3 separate regions of the Homo sapiens genome follow, and all the other regions are linked to region 1. The links are chromatin contacts, found by Hi-C or POLR2A ChIA-PET in ENCODE. All regions are on one chromosome and are shown on one strand. The core of a region is the stretch at or near the end of the contact, and the rest is flanking DNA. Distances in the headings are between cores, read along the strand shown. Region 1 holds the start of NDUFV2-AS1 (NDUFV2 antisense RNA 1). Region 2 holds the start of SMCHD1 (structural maintenance of chromosomes flexible hinge domain containing 1). Region 3 holds the start of MYL12A (myosin light chain 12A).

Evidence for each region. Hi-C counts contacts between places; a loop is a spot of excess contacts on that map. ChIA-PET counts read pairs that join two places held with the same protein, here RNA polymerase II (POLR2A). Pooled maps may share reads with other maps.
Region 2: a loop to region 1 is called in a map of CD8-positive, alpha-beta T cell, with 31 times the contacts of the local background. The contact joins the promoter of SMCHD1 here to the promoter of NDUFV2-AS1 in region 1. A Hi-C loop is called at or near these places in 2 of 168 maps with a recorded cell type or tissue (CD8-positive, alpha-beta T cell and naive thymus-derived CD4-positive, alpha-beta T cell) and 9 of 50 pooled maps. POLR2A ChIA-PET finds 5 or more read pairs at or near these places in 1 of 52 experiments (T-cell).
Region 3: a map of CD8-positive, alpha-beta T cell shows a loop between it and region 1 (8-fold over the local background). The contact joins the promoter of MYL12A here to the promoter of NDUFV2-AS1 in region 1. A Hi-C loop is called at or near these places in 1 of 168 maps with a recorded cell type or tissue (CD8-positive, alpha-beta T cell) and 11 of 50 pooled maps.

What each region holds. Positions count from the first base shown.
Region 1 is chr18:9,134,878-9,139,179 of GRCh38, reverse strand. It overlaps NDUFV2-AS1 (NDUFV2 antisense RNA 1), which reads left to right and starts at 2,460. Exons shown (of 3, transcript NR_110772.1): 1 at 2,460-2,816. ANKRD12 (ankyrin repeat domain 12) reads right to left here and starts at 2,399. Exons shown (of 13, transcript NM_015208.5): 1 at 2,215-2,399. RefSeq lists silencers at 1,632-1,681, 1,722-2,121, 2,332-2,681, 3,032-3,121, 3,124-3,297 and enhancers at 2,252-2,301, 2,792-2,841.
Region 2 is chr18:2,653,913-2,658,214 of GRCh38, reverse strand. SMCHD1 (structural maintenance of chromosomes flexible hinge domain containing 1) reads right to left here and starts at 2,489. Exons shown (of 48, transcript NM_015295.3): 1 at 1,954-2,489. The coding sequence starts at 2,139. It also overlaps the pseudogene CBX3P2. RefSeq lists silencers at 1,787-1,966, 2,197-2,646 and an enhancer at 3,681-4,302.
Region 3 is chr18:3,246,551-3,250,852 of GRCh38, reverse strand. It overlaps MYL12A (myosin light chain 12A), which reads right to left and starts at 3,052. Exons shown (of 4, transcript NM_006471.4): 1 at 2,944-3,052. It also overlaps a transcript of MYOM1 not described here. RefSeq lists enhancers at 1,914-1,983, 3,116-3,345 and a silencer at 2,746-2,825.

The DNA of each region.
Region 1 (4,302 bases), core at 1,211-3,710:
TCCTCGTCTGAATATTTTTGTTCTCTTCACTCCTCCTCAAATATTCTTCATGGAATACACACCCAGAGATTTCCACTTTCCCAGTTCTGCGTAGTTCATAAAACTATTCCGATAACTAATTCTTACCAACTACTATGAAAATTATGAGATTATGAAAACTATACAAGATTAAGAACATTAAAAGTATCCTACATAAGTACACTTAACACTCATTTTCCTTCCATTTTAACACCTCATCTGTCTCTAAAACACATAACGAGTTAAACTTGACCTTAGCCAAGATGCCTGTAGAGCTTCAGAAATTTATTCAGTGCCTGTATCAAATATAAAAGATCCTTAAGTAGTAAAACTTTTCTCCCCTTGTCTATAATCTCCAGGGGTAAACATTTCAAATTTTTAAAGGCTCCTGCTTTTAACCCAAATTAAAGATTTTTCTCAACAAGACTGTTAATATAACGACTTCATCTTACACGGTGGACACTATCCTCATTTTGCTTTTAAGCCACTTGGCACCAATAGAGCATATGTTCTGCCAGTTCTGAGCTAATCTCCAGGAAAGGCTTTGTATAACGATTAAAGAAACTCAGATCAGTGCCCAAGATTTTTAACGGCCTACTTGAGCATATGTTTTTTTGTTTGTTTGTTTGTTTGTTTTGGTATGTTTTTGCGACGGAGTTTCGCTCTTGTGGCCCAGGCTGGAGTGCAGTGGCACGATCTCGGCTCACTGCAACCTCTGCCGCCCGGGTTCAAGCGATTCCCCTGCCTCGGCTTCCCAAGTAGCTGGGATTACAGACATGCGCCACCACGCCTGGCTAATTTTGTATATTTAGTAGAGACGGGGGTTTCACTATATTGGTCAGGCTGGTCTCGAACTCCTGACCTCAGGTGATCTACCCACGTCGGCCTCCCAAAGTGCTGGGATTATAGGCATGAGCCACCGCGCCCGGCTGTGCATATGTTTTTAATACACAGTTAATTTACGATAAAATAGCTATTTCACTAGCCTTTCTTTATAATTTACATAAACCATTCTAAAATGAAAACGAAATACATGACTGCAGATGCAGGCTCATTTCAACTTTAGGATTAGAGGTAATTCCGAACCATTACATACACAGCACTGGATCTGCAACACACTTCACCTTAGTTCGCAGTTTAACCACGGGTGTCCAGTGGAAATTACAATCCCGGTGACTACACTGCTTTAAATGTTTCCTAAGGTTTCAACGAGTGCAACAGTAACTTCCTATCCCAGACAGCGTCTTACTGTTATTACTAAAACAGCTGTCAGCTAAGCTTCGCATACCTCTTTGTACAACCGTTTATTCAACGCTTTGGGATCTGTAAGGATGCGTCACTCCACATCACTCCTCAAAACGAGATCTAAGAACCTGACGTGCTCCAGGGGTCTTGAAGCATCACAAGTGGGTACTTGAAAAACGATGACGGGAACTGCCTGTCCAATGCGGCAAGGTTATTTTACACTGGCATTTAAGACAGAACTGTAGAGTGGCTGCTCTTTCCCCGGACACTACTAAAGCAGCAATTTCCCCTTCTTGATTTCATCCACCTCTCCCAGGACCCGGGTACCTCCGACGCTCCCGGCCCGAGCGGCCGCGGCAGACTCCCCGGCGTCGGCGCACGCTCGGCGGCTGGCGGCGGGAACGCGCGGCGGGCCGGGCGCGCCCCCGCCCCCGCGGGTCCGACCGCCGCACGCCAGCGGCGCCCTCTCGGCCGCGCACACTCACACTCGCACGCACACGCTCCTCCGGCCCCGCCATGTTCCGGGAGGCGGCGGCAGCCCAGCCCCGCCAGCCGCGGTGAGGGGCGCCCGCGACGAGGCCAGCTCGCGGCCCTCCGCCCGGCCCCCGCCCCGCCCCGCGCAGCGCCCCCGCCCAGTTGGCGGCTCCCACCTGCGCCGCGGCTCCTCGCGACGCCGGGAGGGGCGGCGGCGGGCGGGGCCCCGGCGGACCCGCGCCGGGGGGCACTAACGGCCTGTCACTGTCAGGCGAGCTACGGCTCGGGCCAGGCTGGGCGGGCGGCGCGTCGGGACCGGGGGGGGCGGGCAGGGCGCGTCCCCTACCTTGCTCTGGGGAGGGGGAACGGGAGCAGCGCAGAACTGAGGGGATCTCCTCCCTGGCGCCGGGGACAAGCTCGAAACCGCGCCCCTCCTTCCTCCTTTCCTGTCGCCACGCCCCCCTCACCCGTACGGACCCGAGGCAAGGCCGGCGCAGGAGGCTTCACCCCCGGAACGAGTGCTTCGGCGTAGCCGTCGCTGTCGTTGTCTTCGTCGCCGCTGCAGCCGCCTGTAAAGCCGCCGGAGCCGGGCTTGAAAACATCTCCGGTCTCGGTCCGTCTCTCACCACAGCCTCCTCGCTCCCAGGACAGCGTCGCCCCGCGATTGGCTGCGACGCGAGCACGTGACACCCGCGGACACGTGACTACCGCGGGCACGGGACGGGCGGCGTGACCGCCCCGCCCCCCGGCGCCCGCCCCTCCTGCTGCTCAGCCAGGCTCCGCGAGCCGCAGGGCGGGGAAGCGGGACGTACCAAGCGGCAGGCGGCGGAGGGGTGCGGGCCGGAACTCCGCCCTTCGTGCTGGTCGGTCTCCACGCCCCACTCGGACTAGTGTCACCGCCTCCCCGCCGCAGACACTATCCGACAAAGGAGGGGGAATCAAAGGCTGGGCGAAGAGGCAGGGCAGGCGCCGGTGACGCTGCTGGGCAAGCGGGCTCTGCAGTAGCATTTGTGGCGACCGTGGCAGTGGCTGTGACTGGAAGCTTCTGGAAATGGCGGCGATGAGGACCCCCACATAGGGTATTCACCTGTTATTTTTACACGGGGTGGGTGGACGAGCGTGATCCAACTCAGGCAAAATGACGCTGCGACCGCAGCCCGAGGACTAGGCGAAGTTCCCCCGCTAAGCCGGCGGCGGCCGTCTGGCCCCGCACCAGGCCGGAGAAGCTGCACCTACGCCCAGAGCCCGCGGCCCCCCGCCTCAGGTGGGGCCCTGGGCCCCGCCCCGAAAGCGCGGTAGCGTGCACCTGCCCTGGCACCAGGGGGTCTAGAGCGCGTCCCCTCCCAGCCACGCCTTCCAGTGGCCTTTTTAAAGAGGAATTCAGTGCACCCTCCCACACGTAGTGTTGGGGATTTGAGAGGGAGCTGCTCAGGTACTAGGAAGGGTGCCGGAGGAAAATTGACCGTCGCAGCGTGGCAGCAGCGTGTACTCACTCCCTTCTGGGCGCGTTATTTACGTAGAGGTTAATCTGCAACAACAGCGTCTGTTTATGACTTAGTGCATGCAGTTACAAGTTTATGTTACACTGTCCTTTAACGTCTTGATGAACTGAGGGTTCAGGTGTGATCACAGCAGATGAAGTGACATTCAGACCTGACAGGGACGGCGAGGTCCCATCAAATTACTATGTAAAGCATAAACCTGCATTAAAGATCAGGAGTTTTTCCTTTCCTGGGTTCCTGATTTCTCCCACCTACAAATCTTTAGGGTCAACAAGACTAGAAAAAGAGCACCTTATGGCTAGAGGTGGAATAGTGTTACATTTAACTTGGTTATTTATGATGTGAAATACAAAGAAAAAAACAGTCGCCTATGAGAAAGTCAGGAGAGCTCCAGGGTAGGACATTTTCATTGTTACTTTTTTGTGCCACTTGGAAAATTAACTGTTGTTTACCTTCTCTCAATTAAAAAAAAAATCTTAAAGACATACTTAAAAATAATCGTTATAGCCGAGCGCAGTGGCTCACGCCTGTAATCCCAGCAATTTGGGAGGCTCAGGCGGGCAGATGGCTTGAGCCCAGGAGTTTGAGACCAGCCAGGCAACATAGTAAGACCCTGTCTCTAAAAAAATATATGAAAATTAACCAGGCTGGTGGCGCCTGCCTGTGCTCCCAGCTGCTCAGGAGGCTGAGGCCAGGGTATTGCAGTGAACCAAGATCACACCACTGCACTCCAGCCTGGGGACACAGCCTGTCTCAAAAAAAAAAAGCATAATTACTAGTGAATAGTCTGTTTCAAGTACAGGTGACTTTGAGAAATCGAGGATTAGATTAATATAAATTATTCATGCATTAAAGCTGGCTAATGCAAAACTAATGTACTACAGCTAATTTCTTAAATACACAAAAGGGTTTATCCTTTTTTCTAAGTTGTAATATCCATACCACTGCAGAGTACATAATCATACTTCCAATCCCTTCACCCAATTATTTTTTGTATACTTGCAGTGTCAGAATAGCTAAGGATAATGTCAAGTGTTTTGGACCTTTCTTTTTTAAAAATGGT
Region 2 (4,302 bases), core at 1,240-3,739, 6.5 Mb after region 1:
AAAAGCAATTTTAAAATACGAAACAAGAGCTTTAAAGATGTATCTCATCTTTGATCCAGTTCTAAGATTTCAAACTAAGCAAACAATAATAAAAGACATAAACGGCTATGTATTCAAAGATGTTTTTCCACTGGGTGCAGTGGCTCACGCCAGTAATCCCAGCACTTTGGGAGGCGGGTGGATCTCTTGAGCCCAGGAGCTCGAGACTAGCCTGGGCAACACAGCCAAACCCCCGTATGTACGAAAAATACGAAAAAAAAAAAACATAGCTGGGCATGGTGGCGCTCACCTGTAGTCCTGGCTACTTGGGAGGCTGAGGTGGGAGGATCACCTGAGCCCGGGAATATTTGGGCCTGGGAAAATGTTTATTACAGCATTACTTAAAATCAAAAAAATTAAAAGTAATGTAAATGTCAACAGAAAGGAGAGATTCGGTTATGTAAATAGTGGTAGCAAATGGACCATTTCAAATTTTGATTTGAAGACCTACGTTTAAAGAAACTTCTGACACTATTAAGTGAAAAAATTAATAGAATATAAAACACATATTTTAGTAATTTAAAAAATGGAGTGGGAAGGAGGAGGAAGGCTGAAAAGACATAACCTCAGGTGCTAAGAGTAGTCATATAGTAGTTTTACAGCGAGTAAAAGATTTACTTGTTTCCCCCCTCTGGTTCCATATTTTCTTTAATGTACTGATATTTTTACTATAAACACAATAAACGTAAAAAGTTTCCCTTTTGTAGAATGGTTCTGAATAGAAAGCATTCAACAAAAAAGATGAGCATTCATTCACTTTTCAAACACAACGGGAATCTACTACGTTCAGGCACAGAATTAACTTGAGGGGATAGGTTTTTGTCTTCATTCATTTATCCATTCTAATCTGGGCATTTACAATGTCGCAGGCACAGTTCTAGACGCTGGGACTACAGCTGTGAACAAAAGAAAGTCCTTACTTCTCCAATCGTTTTCATTCTACGGATCACGATTTCAATTATTTCAGCAACCATACAGTTATATGGTCTAGAACATTTCTAAACCTATCAGCCTCACGACAAAACACGGCTTCAAAGTTCTTTTTTTCCCTTGGACGCTAAGTGTTCTTAACAGCTTAAAAAGGGACCTCATATGGTTAATTCAGAGCATGACAATATTCCTTCTTCAAAGCTCAGGCAATGCCACCACCTCATATCTATAAAGTACATCACAGTTTAAAGCGGATTTCCCTCCACGTTCATTTTCAAAGCGAACCAATACACGGGGTAGGTACGTTTTCTGGTGCTCCACAGCCACCCATACCAACCTTTGACTTGGTTTGGAAATTCCCAAGGGTTAGGGCTCAGACAGGCAGAAGGCCAGCTCTACCTGCAGAGCTGACCTGGACAAGTGTCTCCGTGCGGAAGGATCCCCCCCGCCGCCCCGCCCCAGAAGGACCTGCAACCTCGACAGGGCAACCCGGGGACACCCCGCATCATCTAATGAACTTGGGGGAGATGACTCCGGGCATTTCACAACTTCCCACCGTCGCAACACTCACAACAGAGCCCCTGGGCGTTAACTCCCTTCTCTCGTTTTAAAAAAGTTACAAAGTAAAAACAGACACCACCAACGGCTTTCCCTAGACTGCAGGGCCGCAACCGGGCTAAGCTCGCCCAGGGCCAACAAACGCTGAGCTCTCCACCCGGGCCGGCAAGGCCTCCCGTAAAAGGAGCGGAGGCAGAGGGAGGGCCACGGGGGAGCCGGCCCTGCACTTCGAGGCCCGGGCCAGGGCCCGCCCGAGGCGTCCGGCCACCAGGTCACGGACATGGCGGGCACACGGGAGAGGGAAGCCAAGGCCGCAGGACCGGGACCGGGTGACAGGTTTATTGCCCTCAGTGAGCAAGTTGAGTTTCTCATCACCCTCCCGCCCCCAAGTCTACACGCGCATCCCTTCCTCGCCCCTTCGCGTACCTGACACACACACGCGCGAAATCCCGCGTAGTCCGAGCGCTCCCCGACCTGCAGAGGCCGGTCCCCGAGCTCGGACTCCTTTTCGCGCCGATCAAACAAGTACACCGTCCTGTGGCCGACGCCTCCGCCATCCTCCTCAGTCCCCACAGAGGCCCCACCAGGCCCGCCGCCGTCCGCCGCTGCCATATTGGGGAAAAGGAGAAAAGACAGCGACGCCTGCCGCCGCCGGGCTCAGGGCTGAGGTGCGCGCTCCGCGCGGCGCCTTCAGCTCCAGCTCCCGGGGCGGCTCGAGGCCTCGGCCCGGCGCGCTGCAGCTCCTCGTCAGCGGCGGCGGCCGAGCAGCGGCAGGCGCGAGGATCACCCGGGAACCGATTCAAACGCGCTCCTGCCCGTGCACCACGTCACTTCCGCGGCCCGCCACTCCTGAGGAGAAGGGGACGCGCGGCGCGCTCCTCACCGGGCCCGGGCCCAGCGCCTATCGCCGCCCACGCGAGCCTCACGGTGCGACCCGCGACCAGCGCCGCCGCCGGGACTGTGGCGCAGGAGGAAGAGCGGTGGCGGGTGGCGGGCGGCGGGCGACAGCGAGGGGCGGGGCGAATCCAGCAGGCCGCGCGGGCAGGGGCGGGGCTTCGCCGCGCGCGCGCCCGGGGCCCGCCCCCTCGGCCCTCGCGAAGTTGGAAGGAGGCTGAGTCTTTCGCGGCTGCCTGCGCCCTGCGGGTAGTCCTCAGAGGCCGAGGCGGGAGAGCAGGGCTCGGGGGCAGCGGGGGAATCTCCCGAAGAGCTGTGTTCTCTCTGTGGAAAGGGCCCCGCTGCCTTCCCGCCTCTCCAGGATCCCGACTGAGCTTGTAGGTGCCGCGCCGGCTGACTGAGCCCTCTCTGGCTGGGTCGCGTGGACGCGGCGGCGGGAAGCTTCAGGCCGGCGGTACTCGCCGGGCGCAGAGTCCACCAAAGCGAGCACGTGGGTCCCTCTGCCGAGAAAATAGGCGCTACGAGAGCCGGCGCCCCTTTTTCCTCCTCATTTCTTAGTAGTACTGGGTGGGCTCCAGCGTGGGCCCCCGAGGCAAAGCGGGTCCGTGAGAACGTCAGAAGGGCGCTCTGTGACGTCACAGCGTCCCCGCCCCCCGCACCCTCTGGGGGCCCTGGAGCGCCGACGGCATTCGGGGTACGGGGGTGACTCCAGCGCCCTAGTTTTAACGCTGCCTGCGCTTCGCGGTCTCCCACGTGCGTGTAAATTCTGAAAGAACCCACGCCACAGTTACTAGGGTTAAATTAGATGTTCGCAAAATTCTTAAGGCCTAATACGTTTTCAATCAAAGCCTTTAATCGTCGTTACCGGGCAGCGTTTCATTAACTATCCTCATCGTGGGCAGGTAGTGCCCTAACTCAACAAATAAAATGCCATTGTTAGAGGACTAGGTTTACTCTCCAGTTCTTAGAAATCGTGAATACTGTATACTTGAGAGTGGTATGTAAATTCAGAAACCCAAAGGTAGCAGATAGAGGGGTTTTTCAAATCTCAGAATATAAGCCTGGATAATAGTGCGTTTTCTGTTTTACTAGGTTTGCTAAAACCTTATATGGACAGACTTACAAAGTTAGTGTTATGTTAGAAACCTAGATTTGCTTGTGGATGTCAAGACGTTTCAAGATCGTGGGGAATGTGTGTATAAATTGACTACACATATACTAGAGGTAGACACCAACTAGAACGAAATTGTGAAGGCGTGTTTGGGGAACATACATTGTTTGGCTGGAAGTGAGGAGAACTGAGCGGTAGATGGTGGAAGATAAAATTGGAAAGACATAAACTGTGGCCAAATGCCGTTCATGTTCCTTAAGGTGGAGGTGGAGGAAAAGAAAACAAAAAAGTAACCCCCGATTCTAATGGAATTTCTTTGAAGTCTGATGTTTTATTTACCTTTCAAATTCATGCGAATGTCTCATTCTATTCCTTTATATAGTGGTATTTGAGTTAAATGACTCAAAGAAAAACACAAATTGTTTTTCTAATTCTTAGTTAATGGGTAAGATGAATTGCCTCTCTACTTCAGCAAATTGAGATTAGAGCTGGAGATTCGTCATCAGGGCAATTTCTCATTTCTTTGTAATACCAGATTATACAAGCACACCTCTTTCATGTCTTTAGAAGAGATTTCAGGATCATCTCTAAGAGATTTTTTTTTTAATGGTGCCAGAGAAGTGTACTGCAGTATTATGGGCAGCTCTTGATGGGAACATTGATGTCTTACCTTGTTGAGAGATCGAGTCTGAATCAGTTTCTTAATGGCAGTATGGCATCACTTTTGTTCTCAGAATATCAAACAATTTTTTCATCAAAGAAAGATGACG
Region 3 (4,302 bases), core at 1,803-4,302, 5.9 Mb after region 1:
AATGAAAAATAATTCCTAACATGGTACATAATTATCAAATGCTGTGAGTTCAGAAAAGATGTTTCTGAGTAATTAAGGGATTGGGGAGGAGGAAGACCTTGAAAAACCCCGTGTGGGATCATTTAGAAGCTACAAAGCATTGTTAGAATGAAGAGATTCGGCTGTTAGTCTCAATTCTAACAAATTAAGGTAGTTAATTCTATCAAAAACTGGCAGTGTAATGTTGAGGAAGTTACTACCTAGGCCTTTACTTTTTCAAGGAGGCTGGATTCTGATCTATGAGTTATTTTCCACCAGAAACCTTTCAGCGATAGGGAGTTTGGCTGCACAGTCACTGTTCCAAAATACAGAAACTGTGGGGTTTTTTCCCTACCAAACTAAAAGTGTGGGGAGAATAAATAATGGTGGAGGGAGTCAAATCAGGAACAGTGCTATGATCTCAAGGAGCAGATCATTTCTGATATTGTCAGGGTCCTCTTTGCTGATTCTAGTTTGTTGTTCATTTTACTTTCCTTCAAACAATTTAGACTGTCACTCTTCATGTAATAAGCCTTCAGCAAATGCACAACTCTCATCGAAGTTTAGAAAACTAGGGTATACCCCTTAATCTAAAAAAGTTGAAATTGCTTTATTATTATACTTTAAGTTTTAGGGTACATGTGCACAACGTGCAGGTTACATATGTATACATGTGCCATGTTGGTGTGCTGCACCCATTAACTCGTCATTTAACATTAGGTATATCTCCTAATGCTATCCCTCCCCCCTCCCCCCTGAAATTGCTTTTTACAAAAAGCAAGCTAGGGTAAAATAAATTGAAAAGATTTCATGTCAATGTAATTATTCTTTAGGATGCAAAGATCGCCAGGTAAGGACCTGAGGTTTCCAAATTACGAAGCTCCTCAATCATAAAGTCGAGTCTTTATTTACTTATTTATTTTTATTTATTTATTTTTGAGACGGAGTCTTGCTCTGTCGCCCAGGGTGGAGTGCAGTGGCGCGATCTCAACCTCCACCTCCAGGGTTCAAGCAATTCTCTGCCTCAGCCTCTGGAGTAGCTGGGATTACAGGCACCCACCACCATGCCCAGCTAATTTTTGTATTTTTAGTAGAGACGGGGTTTCACCACCTTGTGCAGGCTGGTCTTGAACTCCTGACTTCGTGATCCACCTGCCTCGGCCTCCCAAAGTGCTGGAATTACAGGCGTGAGCCACCGCACCCAGCTCGAGTCTTTATTTTTGAGGGATTAAGTGAAAGATCCTTGGTGTCAAGGAGTGTCTGTTGTACGAAACTGGAAAGTAGAGAGACTTACAGAACAGGCTTCTACAAAATATGAGGATTTCAGATGCATGAGAAAGTGGATGAAGGGCAGTTAGGAGACTGAGTTTACAGATCTAAAGGAGCATAACCTTTTTTTTAAGTCAGGCGAGGTGAGCGCTGGTGGCAATGAATCTGGTTTTTATTTTGTGTTTTAGCTCAGAATCATTGTGGGCTGTAACGAGAGATACACAACATGATTAAGGAAAATGTTAGACTAGATTAATAGGTGGGAGAAATAGAAGAGATTCTCAAAGTGGCTTTCCCCACACACCAAAGGACACAAGAAGTTTTCAGAATCTCTAGAAACTATGTTCATTTATAAAATGGGATTAATCCATACCAATATATACATTAGAGTTCTGTGGTTAGAATCCTAGAGTCCAGCATTTATTTACAAAGTGGCAATAAATGTAAAATAACCTAGAAACTTCTTCTACAAAACGAACACTCAAATTGATAATATTCTGAGAAATATCACACATTCTGCAAGAAAAAACCACCATCTTACAAAACACTGCGTACTGTGATAGCACCTAGTATTTGGTGGGCTTTCTAAACCCTGACCAAATATACCGCCTCATTTAATCAATGCACTTAAAAAAAAAAAGCCTAAGTATAACTTATTTTCTGGTGCTAACCACAATTTTTAAAAAGTGTATTTCAAGTTGGTGCTTCCGTTCCAAGTAAACCAAGTTTCATTTCTTATGCAAACTTCCGGTTGAAGGTAGGATTCGTTCTCTTGGACTGCCACACCCAAAAGTTCTCACCACTGGACAAAGACAATTAGCTGTGAGGGCTGACTTGCCAGTAAAGCCTCGCTTTTGAAAATAGAGTGCTTTTCTGATTACCGTTTATTAGAGCCCTTCCAGAACATGAAACAAATACCAATAATTTTAAGAAATATTCGCTTTATTCGCCTTTAAATATGAAACTTTTTGCACTTAAGTTAAAATCTCTGCTAAATCCATAGGTCTCTCAAGAACTGACAGATACATTCATATACCTACTAAACTACTTTAAAAAGAAGACACTTCCATGGCGAATTGAATTAGCCCAAACTTTCCCCCCAAATGGGACAAGGTATTACATTTTGGAGTTTTTCTTCGAGTCACAAACTAAACTCCAGATCTCTCTGTCCAAAATTTCATCGCTTAAAGAAAAAAAGTTCTAATTACAGGAGCGGATACTGAGCTGAAGAACTTCCCAATTTGAGTTGGTTATTCCTACTAAACGCAGCCACACAGCTGCAACAACAGCTGCAGCAGGGGGACAACGGGCTACGTTTTTGCGCAAACCCTCTTGAATCGGGCAAGTTGACGTTAGAAACTAAAATAGTCCCGGAGTCAGCTCTGCAGGGGTCGGGTTTCGCGGGCCCGGCAGTCGCCCAAGCTCAAGGCGCCAGTGAGCGAAGCCACATTTCCAGAGTTCCAAGTTTGGGCACAGGAGCGAAGTTCGGGTCTGGGCCACTCCAAGCCATGGCCTCGGATCCCAGAACCGGGGACCTGGCTGGCACACCTGCCCAGGTGCGCTACCGGCGCCAGGAGCCCCGCCGCCCTCCAGCTGCCCCCGCGGAGACGGGTCCCCGGGATGGGTCTCACGCGCCCGAACGCGAGCGCCACTCACCCGGCACAGCTACGAGAATCCGAGCACCTCTCCGAGCCCCTCGCTGCCGCTATCACACCACCCTGCTACCCAGAGAGCCGCTAAAAACCACCGCTTCCGGCCTCTGCTTAGCAAGCCGGAAGGAAGCCCGGTCACCTTTCTTGGCCCGCAGAGTGGGTCTGACTTCACGGAGGGGCGACAGAGAGGGAAGTCGCCAGTGTGGTCAGCGGGCGTGGTATTGACCAAGTGCATGAGAAGGAAGTGTAAAGTGGGCGACCTAGAATATAGAGCAATATATAATGGTCCTCTGGGTCCTGTTACTGAGTTTCCTTCTTTTTTGTACCTGTTGTTGCAGTGTTAAGTCTTCCTCCCCCCTATCCTTTCCGCAGATGGTTGCGTCCGTCCTGTGGCTTTGCCTGGCCGCACATTCCAGGGCACGGCGAAGGGCGGGGCCCGTCGGCCCAAGTCCTTGTAGGGAAATCGAGGAGAGGGCTGCGGGCCCACGTGACTGACCCTCGCCCCGCCCCGAAGCCGGGCTCCAGCTTGTGGGCGGTAGTGCGCCTGCGCTTGACGCCCCGCGCGGGGTCTGGGTCTCCGCCTGAGGGCCCCGGAGCAGTGCGCGTATCCCGGGAGCGGATCTTGATGCTAGCTCTGTGTGCAGTGTAATTTTATTAAGAGTCCCGCCCCCTCCATACGGGAGGAAACGTGTGTCCCTGGGGCCCTCAGCCAAGCCTCCACTATCTTTTTGGCCCAGACGGATTTCCCAGGTCACAAGTGGCTGGAGACTTCCTCTTGAAAAACATTTGCCGTCGTTTTTCCCTGGCAGAGCCCCTTTGACCCTGGCTAACAAGGACAGCCTGACTTGGATCCCACTATGCAGGAAGGAAGGCGACTCTTCCCCGCACCTCTTGCTACGATTAGGACTTGCGACTTGGTGAAAACAGGAATCAAAACTTGGGCCTATTTCTCCTGAGGTCTGCTTGCCTAGAACAATTCGTAACGATGAATCTTATTAAAAAGAGAAAGTCCTCCCCGACTTTATCTTTTTCCGCCCAGAATCCGATAAGGAAGACTTGTTCTGGCCCCCTCAGCTCTCTGACCTCACCTACCAGAGGAGAGAGTGGGATCCTCTAACACTCGAGCCGTCATCCCAGCACTAGGGGACAGTGACCAGTGTGGCTCCCGTGGCCAGAACCCTTCTGAAGTTTGGGTTGCCCTGTGGTCTTCGCCTTCAAAGCAGGCCGCCACTTGAATCCTTCTGGAACGGACAGTGTTGCTGTAAACGCCGCGGAATAGTATCTTCTAAGTATTCGTAGCTTCTTTCTTGAGGGATCTCGGGAACGTTCCGTGTATTAACCACTAACGTATTCCAAAGTTAAC